2 separate regions of the Homo sapiens genome follow, and region 2 is linked to region 1. The links are chromatin contacts, found by POLR2A ChIA-PET in ENCODE. All regions are on one chromosome and are shown on one strand. Each heading gives the region's core, a stretch centred on a gene start or an enhancer-like site at or near the end of the contact. The rest is flanking DNA. Distances are from core to core; before and after follow the strand shown.

The links. ChIA-PET counts read pairs that join two places held with the same protein, here RNA polymerase II (POLR2A).
Region 2: POLR2A ChIA-PET joins it to region 1 with 10 read pairs in activated CD8-positive, alpha-beta memory T cell. The contact joins the enhancer-like site here to the promoter of GP6 in region 1. POLR2A ChIA-PET finds 5 or more read pairs at or near these places in 4 of 52 experiments (K562, Panc1, activated CD8-positive, alpha-beta memory T cell and 1 more).

Annotation. Positions count from the first base shown.
Region 1 is chr19:55,036,246-55,040,698 of GRCh38, reverse strand. GP6 (glycoprotein VI platelet) reads left to right here and starts at 2,435. Exons shown (of 8, transcript NM_016363.5): 1 at 2,435-2,496. The coding sequence starts at 2,463. All of the region lies in intron 2 of GP6-AS1 (GP6 antisense RNA 1), which reads right to left. It also overlaps a transcript of RDH13 not described here.
Region 2 is chr19:55,139,141-55,143,593 of GRCh38, reverse strand. It overlaps TNNT1 (troponin T1, slow skeletal type), which reads left to right. Exons shown (of 14, transcript NM_003283.6): 7 at 1,674-1,737; 8 at 2,292-2,408; 9 at 2,634-2,711. Among named protein-coding and RNA genes, the nearest start is that of TNNT1, 7.8 kb to the left of the region's middle. RefSeq lists a silencer at 1,820-2,045 and enhancers at 1,629-2,133, 2,263-2,322. Within about 2 kb of position 2,198, at least 2 of the 41 ENCODE cell types and tissues checked have a DNase peak (open chromatin) inside an H3K27ac peak, as active enhancers do.

The DNA of each region.
Region 1 (4,453 bases), core at 1,186-3,685:
GCTTATGTATTAAAGATTTATAACTACTTTTATTAACACGTTTAAAATTCTATGCAGCTTAAAGCATTTATAATGGATAAAACTGCCAATACTGAGTGCCTGACATAATATTTGAAAGGTGGCAGGCATTCAACCATGGTCACTGAATGAGAGATGTAGGGAAGATGATGGCAGGGAGGTTTTTAGATATCAACACCCTGATAGTTCTCATTTTAACCACCTGTAAGTGCACATACAAGTCAACGGCACTGGCCGGGCGCGGTGGCTCATGCCTGTATTCCCAGCACTTTGGGAGGCCAAATCACAAGGTCAGGAGATCGAGACCATCCTGGCTAACACGGTGAAACCCCGTCTCTACTAAAAATACAAAAAATCAACTAGGCATGGTGGCACGCACCTGTAGTCCCAGCTACTCAGGAGGCTGAGGCAGGAGAATCGCTTGAACCTGGGAGGCGGAGGTTGCGGTGAGCCAAGATCGCGCCACTGCACTCCAGCCTCGGCGACAGAGTGAGACTCCGTCTCAAAAAACCAAAAAACAAAAAACAGTCAATGGCATTAAATATAAATACATTTACAGTGTTGTGTAACCATCACCACTATGGATCCCCCAGACTTTGTCATCATCTTCAACCTAAGCGCTCCCTATTAAATAGTAACTCCCCACTTTTCCCAGGCCTTGGCAACCACCATTCTAATCCCTGTCTCTATGAATTTGACTCCTCTCGATACCTCAGATAAGCGGCACAATGCAGTATTTATCTGTCAAGTCCGGAATATTTCCTTTAGCATAATGTCTTCAAGGTCCATCACGTTGTAGCATGTATCTGAATTTATTCTTTTATAATATTTTTTATTTTTTGGAGACAGAATCTCGCTCTGTCACCCAGGCTGGAGTGCAATGGCGCGATCTCGGCTCACCGCAACTTCCGCGTCCCGGGTTCAAGCCATTCTCCTGTCTCAGCCTCCGGAGTAGCTGGGACTACAGGTGCCTGCCGCCATGCCCGGCTATTTTTTTTTTGTATTTTTTGGGGGTTTTACTGTGTTGCCCAGGCTGGTCTTGAACTGCTGAGCTCAGGCAATCTGCCTGCCTCAGCCTCCTAAAGTACTAGGATTACAGGCATGGGCCACCACGCCCGGCCTTATTTTTATTTTTGAGACAGTCTCACTCTGCCGCCCAGGCTGGAGTGCAGTGGTGCGATCTCGGCTTACCGCAATCTCTGCCTCCCAGGTTCAAGCGATTCTCATGCCTCCGTCTCCCAAGTAGCTGGGATTACAGGCACCTGCCACCATGCCCGGCTAATTTAACGCCCAGCTAATTTTTGTATTTTTAGTAGAGATGGGGTTTCACCATGTTAACCAGGCTGGTCTCGGACTCCTGACCTCAGGTGATCCGCCCGCCTCGGCCTCCCAAAGTGCTGGGATTACAGGCGTGAGCCACTGTGCCTGGCTGATTTTTATTCTTTTAGTTAAGGCTGGTTGATATTACCTTGTGTGTATATACCACATGTTGTTTATCCATTGTTGTTGATGGACATGTGGGTGGTTTCACCTTTTGGCTATTGTGAATAAAGCTGCTATGAACACTGTGTACAAATATGTTAGAGACCCTGTTTTCAGTTCTTTTAGGTGTGTACCCCGAAGTGGAATTGCTGGATTTTATGGCAATCCCACGTTTAACTTCTGGAGGAGCTGCTGGAACTGTTTTCCACAGCAGGGGCGCCATGTTACGTCCCTGCCAGCAATGCACGCGCAGTTCAATTTCTCTGCATACTCACCAATATCTGCTGTTTTCCATTAAAAAAAATTATAGCCGGTCGGGTGCAGTGGCTCATGCCTGTAATCCCAGCACTTTGGGAGACCGAGGCAGGTGGATCAACTGAGGTCAGGAGTTCAAGACCAGCCTGGCCAACACAGTGAAACCCCATCTCTACTAAAAATACAAAAATTAGCCTGGTGTGGTACATACCTATAATCCCAGCCACTTGGGAGGCTGAGGCAGGAGAATCGCTTGAACCTGGGAGGTGGAGGTTGTAGTGGGCCGAGATGGCGCCACTGCACTCCAACCTGGGCAAAAAGAACGAGACTTTGTCTCAAAAGAAAAAAAAAAAATACAGCCATTCCAGAAGGTGTGAAGTCATATCTCACTGTGGTTTTGATGCGTATTTTCCTAGTGACATCAGGGAGTTTATGGGAGCACGGGAACACAGACCAGGCCCCAGCAGGCGGACAAACGGTGCAACGCCAGGCTGGCCAGAGGAGATAAGCGCGGCTCCTTGGAGCTTGTGTGCAAGTCACTGTACTGAGGAGCCGGCTACGGCTCGATGAGTCTCAATTAGGAAAGGCCGGGGCTGGTGGAGGAAGGGAGGAGAGCATTCTTCATCCTCATCACATCCTGAGCCTGTGCCCCAGGCTCCCACCACTTCCCTCCCTGGCCACAGAGCTCAGGACAGGGCTGAGGAACCATGTCTCCATCCCCGACCGCCCTCTTCTGTCTTGGTGAGTCCTGAGGGTCAGATCTGGGAAATGCTGAAGGACAGGCATGGACTGCCAGACAAAGGATTTTTAAGAAATTTGCATTGGTGATGAATTTCAGGACAAAAAGGAACCTGTAAGAGCCCCTTCATTTGTTGGGTGGGGAAACGGGGGGCCAGCGAGCTGGCATTTTGCATGAGTTATTCCAGTGTATTCATGGCTGGGTCAGGAAATGAACAGAGTATCCTAGCATTGGTCACAACTTTGTTCTACTACACTGCAGTTGCCCCTTTTTTAAAAAATGTGGGCCAGGCACAGTGGCTCACGCCTGTAATCTCAACCTTGGGAGGCCGAGGTGGGTGGATCACCTGAGGTCAGGAGTTCAAGACCAGCCTGGTCAACATGGTGAAACCCCATCTCTACAAAAATTAGCCGGGCGTGATGGCGGGTGCTTGTAATCCCAGCTACGTGGGAGGCTGAGGTGGGAGAATTGCTTGAAACTGGGAGGCAGAAGTTGCAGTGAGCTGAGGTCAGGCATTGCACTCCAGCCTGGGCAACAGAGAGAGCCTCCATCTCAAAAAAAAAAAAAAAAAAAAAAAAAAAGGCTGAGTGCCATGGCTTACACACTTTGGGAGGCCGAGGCGGGTGGGCCATCTGAGGTCGGGAGTTTGAGACCAGCCTGACCAACATGGAGAAACCCCATCTCTACTAAAAATACAAAATTAGCCGGGTGTGGTGGCACATGCCTGTAATCCCAGCTACTCTGGAGGCTAAGGCAGGAGAATCGCTTGAACCTGGGAGGTGGAGGTTGCGGTGAGCCAAGATCACACCATTGCACTCTGGCCTGGGCAACAAGAGCGAAACTCCGTCTCAAAAAAAAAAAAAAAAAAATTGTGGAATTGATATCTGGACTAGGTATGGATTTAATTTGTCAGTATCCCCTACAGTAGTGGAGTAAATAGTCTCCTGATGGATGGGTGGCAGGTCGAATGCATTTCTGCTGCCTGATCTTCACTTGTGCTGGGCATGTCGAATGCATTATTTCCTGATTTCTTCAGAATTTGACCACTAAAGGGACAGCATCTCCAAAAGGCTAAGCAGGAAGAAGATGGTTGCATTACTGGAGATGAGAGGGTTAACTGTGAATATAAACAACCTCTCATTCATTATCCATCCATGGATGTATTCTTTTTTTCTTTTTGTTTGTTTTTTGAGATGGAGTCTCGCTCAGTCGGTCGCTCAGGCTGGAATGCAATGGCATGATCTCAGCTCACTGCAAACTCTGCCTCCCGGGTCCAAGTGATTCTCCTGCCTCAGCCTCCCGAATAGTTGGGATTACAGGCATCTGCCACCAGGTCTGGCTAATTATTGTATTTTTAGTAGGGGCGGGGTTTCACCATGTTGGCCAGGCTGGTCTCAAGCTCCTTACTTCAGGTTCCACCCGCCTCGGCCTCCCAAAGTGCTGGGATTACAGGCGTGAGCCACCGCACCCAGCCTGTTTTAACTTTTATTTATTTAATTTTATTTGAGATAGGGCCTCACTTCTGTCACCCAGGCAGGAGGGCAGTGGCATGATCATGGCTCACTGCAGCCTCAACCTCCCAGGCTCAACCAGTGCCTCCCCATCAGCCTCCTGAGTATCTGGAACTACAGTTGTACACCATCATGCCTGGCTTGTTTTTGTAATTTTTTTAGTTACGGGGGTCCGCTATGTTGCCCAGGCTGGTCTTGAACTCCTGGGCTCAAGCGATCCACCCACCTCGGCCTCCCAAAGTGTTGGGGTTACAGGTGTGGCCTGTACAGGTTACTGCATCTGGCTTGTTGCTTCAGTAGCTTTTGGGATACAAGTGGTTCTTGGTTACATGGATGAATTATATTCTGGTGAATTCTGAGATTTTAGTGCACCTGTCACCTGACTAGTGTACCTTGTACCTAATGTGTAGTTTTTCATCCCTGCCCCACTTCTGCCCTTCCCTTCTGA
Region 2 (4,453 bases), core at 949-3,448, 100 kb before region 1:
TGATGGAGCTTATCGACTTTTCCAAGATGGAGATGACGGCCCTGCTGTACACTTGGCCCCCTGGCCCAGAGACCCTTGGGGATTGTCCTCACCTCTTCCCTCCCCTTGCCCAGCATCCCCTAAGTCCTGTCTGCTTCATCTTGGAATCGCTCTTCACTGTCTCAGAAACCCAGAAAAGAGAATTCCAAGGAAGTGGCAGGAAATCAGAGCAGGCTGAGGGCTGAGCCTCAGAGCGGCACCACCCAATAGAAATAGATGGCAAGCCACACACGTCACTTACAATTTCTTACTAAAGGCTGGGCGCAGTGGCTCACGCCTATAGTCCCAGCACTCTGGGAGGCTGAGGCGGGAGGATCACTTGAGCTCAGAAGTTCAAGACCACCCTGGACAACATAGTGAAACGCCATCTCTTTTTTTTTTTTTTTGAGATAGAGTCTCCCTCTGTCACCCAGGCTGGAGTGCGATGGCACGATCTCGGCTCACTGCAATCTCTGCCTCCGGGGTTCAAGCGATTCTCCTGCCTCAGCCTCCTGAGTAGCAGGGATTACAGGCACGTACCACCATGCCCAGCTAATTTTTTTTTTTAATTTCTAGTAGAGATGGGGTTTCACCATGATGCCCAAGCTGGTTTTGAACTCCTGACCTCAAGTGATTCGCCCACCTTGGCCTCCCAAAGTGCTAGGATTACAGGCGTGAGCCACCGCGCCCAGGCTGTGAAACGCCATCTCTACAAAAAATTTAAAAATGGCTGGGCGCAGGGGCTCCTGCCTGTAATCCCAGCACTTTGGGAGGCTGAGGCAGGCAGATCGCCTGAGGTCGGGAGTTCAAGACCAGCTTGGCCGGCATGGTGAAACCCCGTCTCTACTAAAAATACAAAAATTACCCAGGCGTGGTGGCAGGCGCCTGTAATCCCAACTACTCGGGAAGCTGAGGCAGGAGAATCGCTTGAATCTGGGAGGTGGAGGTTGTTGTGGTGAGCAGAGATGGCGCCACTGCATTCCAGCCTGGGTGACAGAGTGAGGCTCTGTCTCAAAAAAAAAAAAAAAATTCTTACTAGGCATATTTTTTAAAGTACAACAATATAGGAAAAATTAATTTTCATAGCACAGTTTTTTTAATCTGTTATATAATGTTTTATCATTTCAACATGTAATCAGTATAAAACATGATTAGTGCCGGGCGCGGTGGCTCACACCTGTGATCCCAGCACTTTGGGAGGCCGAGGCGGGCGGATCACGAGGTCAGGAGATCGAGACCATCCTGGCTAACACAGTGAAGCCCCGTCTCTACTAAAAATACAGAAAAATTAGCCAGGCTTGGTGGTGGGCGCCTGTAGTCCCAGCTACTCGGGAGGCTGAGGCAGGAGAATGGCGTGAACCCAGGAGGCGGAGCTTGCAGTGAGCCGAGGTGGCGCCACCGCACTCCAGCCTGGGTGACAGAGCAAGACTCCGTCAAAAAAACAAAACAAAACCAACAACAACCAAAAAAACATGAGTAGTGAGGTATTTTACCTTCTTTTGTGTGTTTCACTGACAGCCCGCCTCAGCTGGGACCCTCCACGTTCAGGAGCCTCCCGGGGCTGGCGGCTACCTCACTGGACGGCACATCCCGGAGGTGGGAGGTGGCTCAGGGAGGTCGGGCCACTCATGGTCTCTGTGTTTCTGTCCACTCAGCCGCCCCGTGGTGCCTCCTTTGATCCCGCCAAAGATCCCAGAAGGGGAGCGCGTTGACTTCGATGTAAGTGACAAGAGACCCCTCCGCAGGCGCAGTTGCTAGTCTTTAAGGGGCCTTTGTGTCAATCATGAAAAGGCGCCGGCCGGGCGCGGGGCCTCATGCCTGTAATCCCAGCACTTTGGGAGGCTGAGGTGACCCACCTGAGGTCAGGAGTTCGAGACCAGCCTGGTTAATATGGTGAAACCCCGTCTCTACTAAAAATACAAAAATTAGCCGGGCGTGGTGGCAGGTGTCTGTAATCCCAGCTACTCGGGAGGCTGAGGCAGGAAAATCGCTTGAACCTGGGAGGCGGAGGTGGCGGTGAGCCGAGATCGCGCCATTTCACTCCAGCCTGGGAGGAAAAAAAAAAAAAAAGGCGCCGGTCCCCACTCCCCACTCCCGTCTTTGGGAAGCCTGTCCTTGGAAGAGCTGATTAGTGTCAAACACGAGGCATTGCTGCCACCTGCTGGATACCGTCCTGGGAAACGGTTCAGTTCACCATCCTGCATGGGGGAGGTGCTGGGAGGCTGCTGCCCCCTCCAGGGTCTCCTAGGACGGGCTGCCCGTGTGTCCTGCAGGACATCCACCGCAAGCGCATGGAGAAAGACCTGCTGGAGCTGCAGACACTCATCGATGTACATTTCGAGCAGCGGAAGAAGGAGGAAGAGGAGCTGGTTGCCTTGAAGGAGCGCATTGTGAGCCGAGAGTCCGGGTTCCCCCCGGTCTTCCTCCCTCCATGTGGATCCCTTGCATCTTGGGAGATGCAGATAATAGTTTTCCTCCTAGTACAGAGCTGAGCCTTAGGCTTTCGCGAATTCACCCAAGTCGGTGGCCACACTCCAATCTGTTTATTAGCCTACTCTGGGGAAGGAAGACTGGGGGTACGTCCCTGCACCCCCTTATGCTTCTCCGTTTCCCAGGAGCGGCGCCGGTCAGAGAGAGCCGAGCAACAGCGCTTCAGAACTGAGAAGGAACGCGAACGTCAGGCTAAGCTGGCGGTGGGTGCCTCCCCTGCCCTGAGAGCCCAAATGTTACTTCTTCAGCCGGATGCCCATTTTGTTATTATTATTATTATTATTATTATTACTATTATTATTATTCTTTGAAACGGAGTCTAGCTCTGTCGCCCAGGCTGGAGTGCAGTGGCACGATCTCAGCTCACTGTAACCTCTGCCTTCCAGGTTCAAGCGAATCTTCTGCCTCAGCCTCCCCAGTAGCTGGGACTACAGGTGCGCACCACCACGCCCGGCTAAATTTTGTATTTTTAGTAGAGATGGGGTGTCACCATGTTGGCCAGGATGGTCTTGATCTTCTGACCACATGATCCGCCCACCTCAGCCTTCCAAAGTGCTGGGATTACAGGTGTGAGCCACCGCATCCGGCCTATTATTATTTTTTATTCGTTTATTTGGAAATAGGGTCTTGCTCTGTCACCCAGGCTGAAGTGCAGTGGTGTGATCCTAGCTCACTATAACTAGGACCTCCTGGGCTCAAATGATTTTCCCACCTCAGCCTCCAGAGTCGCTGGAACTATATAGGCTGCGCCACTCTGCCCCACTAGTTTTTTTTATTTTTTTATTTTTTGTAGAGACAGCATTTTGCCATGTTGTCCAGGCTGGTCTTCAACTCCTAAGCTCAAGCAATCCACCTGCTTTCACCTCCCAAAGTGCTGGGATGACAGGCATGAGCCATCGTGCCCGGCCTGGATTCTCCATTTTCTTCTTTTCCCTTTTTTTTTAATTTTAATTTTTTTTTTTTCTGAGACAGTCTCGCTCTGTCACCCAGGCTGGAGTGCAGTGACGCGATCTCAGCTCACTGCAACCTCCGCCTCCTGGTTCAAGCAATTCCCCTGCCTCAGCCTCCTGAGTAGCTGGGATTACAGGCACCTGCCACCAGGCTCGGCTAATTTTTGTATTTTTAGTAGAAATGGGGTTTCTCCATGTTGGTTCAGGCTGGTCTTGAACTCCTGACCTCAGGTGATTCACCCCCTTGGCCTCCCAAAGTGCTAGGATTACAGGCATGAGCCACCATGCCTGGCCATTGTCATCATTATTACTATTATTATTATTTTTTTTTATTTGAGATAGGGTCTTTCTATGTTGCCCACGTTGTTCCCAAACTCCTGGGCTCAAGTGATCCTCCTGCCTCAGCCTCCCGAGTAGCTGGGATTACAGCCACCTGCCCGTCACCCAGCTGTGAAGGGGATTTTGCAGATGTGATTAAATTAAAGATCTTGAGATGGGAAGGTTGTCCTGGATTACCTGTGGGGAAGGGCAAGATCATCACAAGGGTCCTTATAAGAGGAAGGCCAGAGGGTCAGACTGAGAGATTTGAAGATGCTGCATGGCTGCCTCTGAAGATGAAAGAAGGTCCATGGGCCCAGACATGCAGGCAGCAGCTGGAAAAGGGAAGGGAATGAATTCTCCCCTAGAACCTCCAGAATAAATTGGTTCTGTTCACAACTTGATTCCAGCCCAGGGGGACCAATTTCAGATGTCTGATCTGCAGAGCTGTAAGATAACAAATCTGCATTGTTTTTCTGCCACTAAATTTGCAAATTACAGCAGTGATAGGAAACTAAGTTTAGGCGCGATGGCTGACGCCTGTAATCCCAGCACTTTGGGAGACCGAGACAAGTGGATCACCTGAGGCCAGGAGTTTGAGACCAGCCTGGCCAACATGGTGAAACCCTGTTTGTACTAAAAATACAAAAATTAGCTGGTAATGGTGGCACATGTCT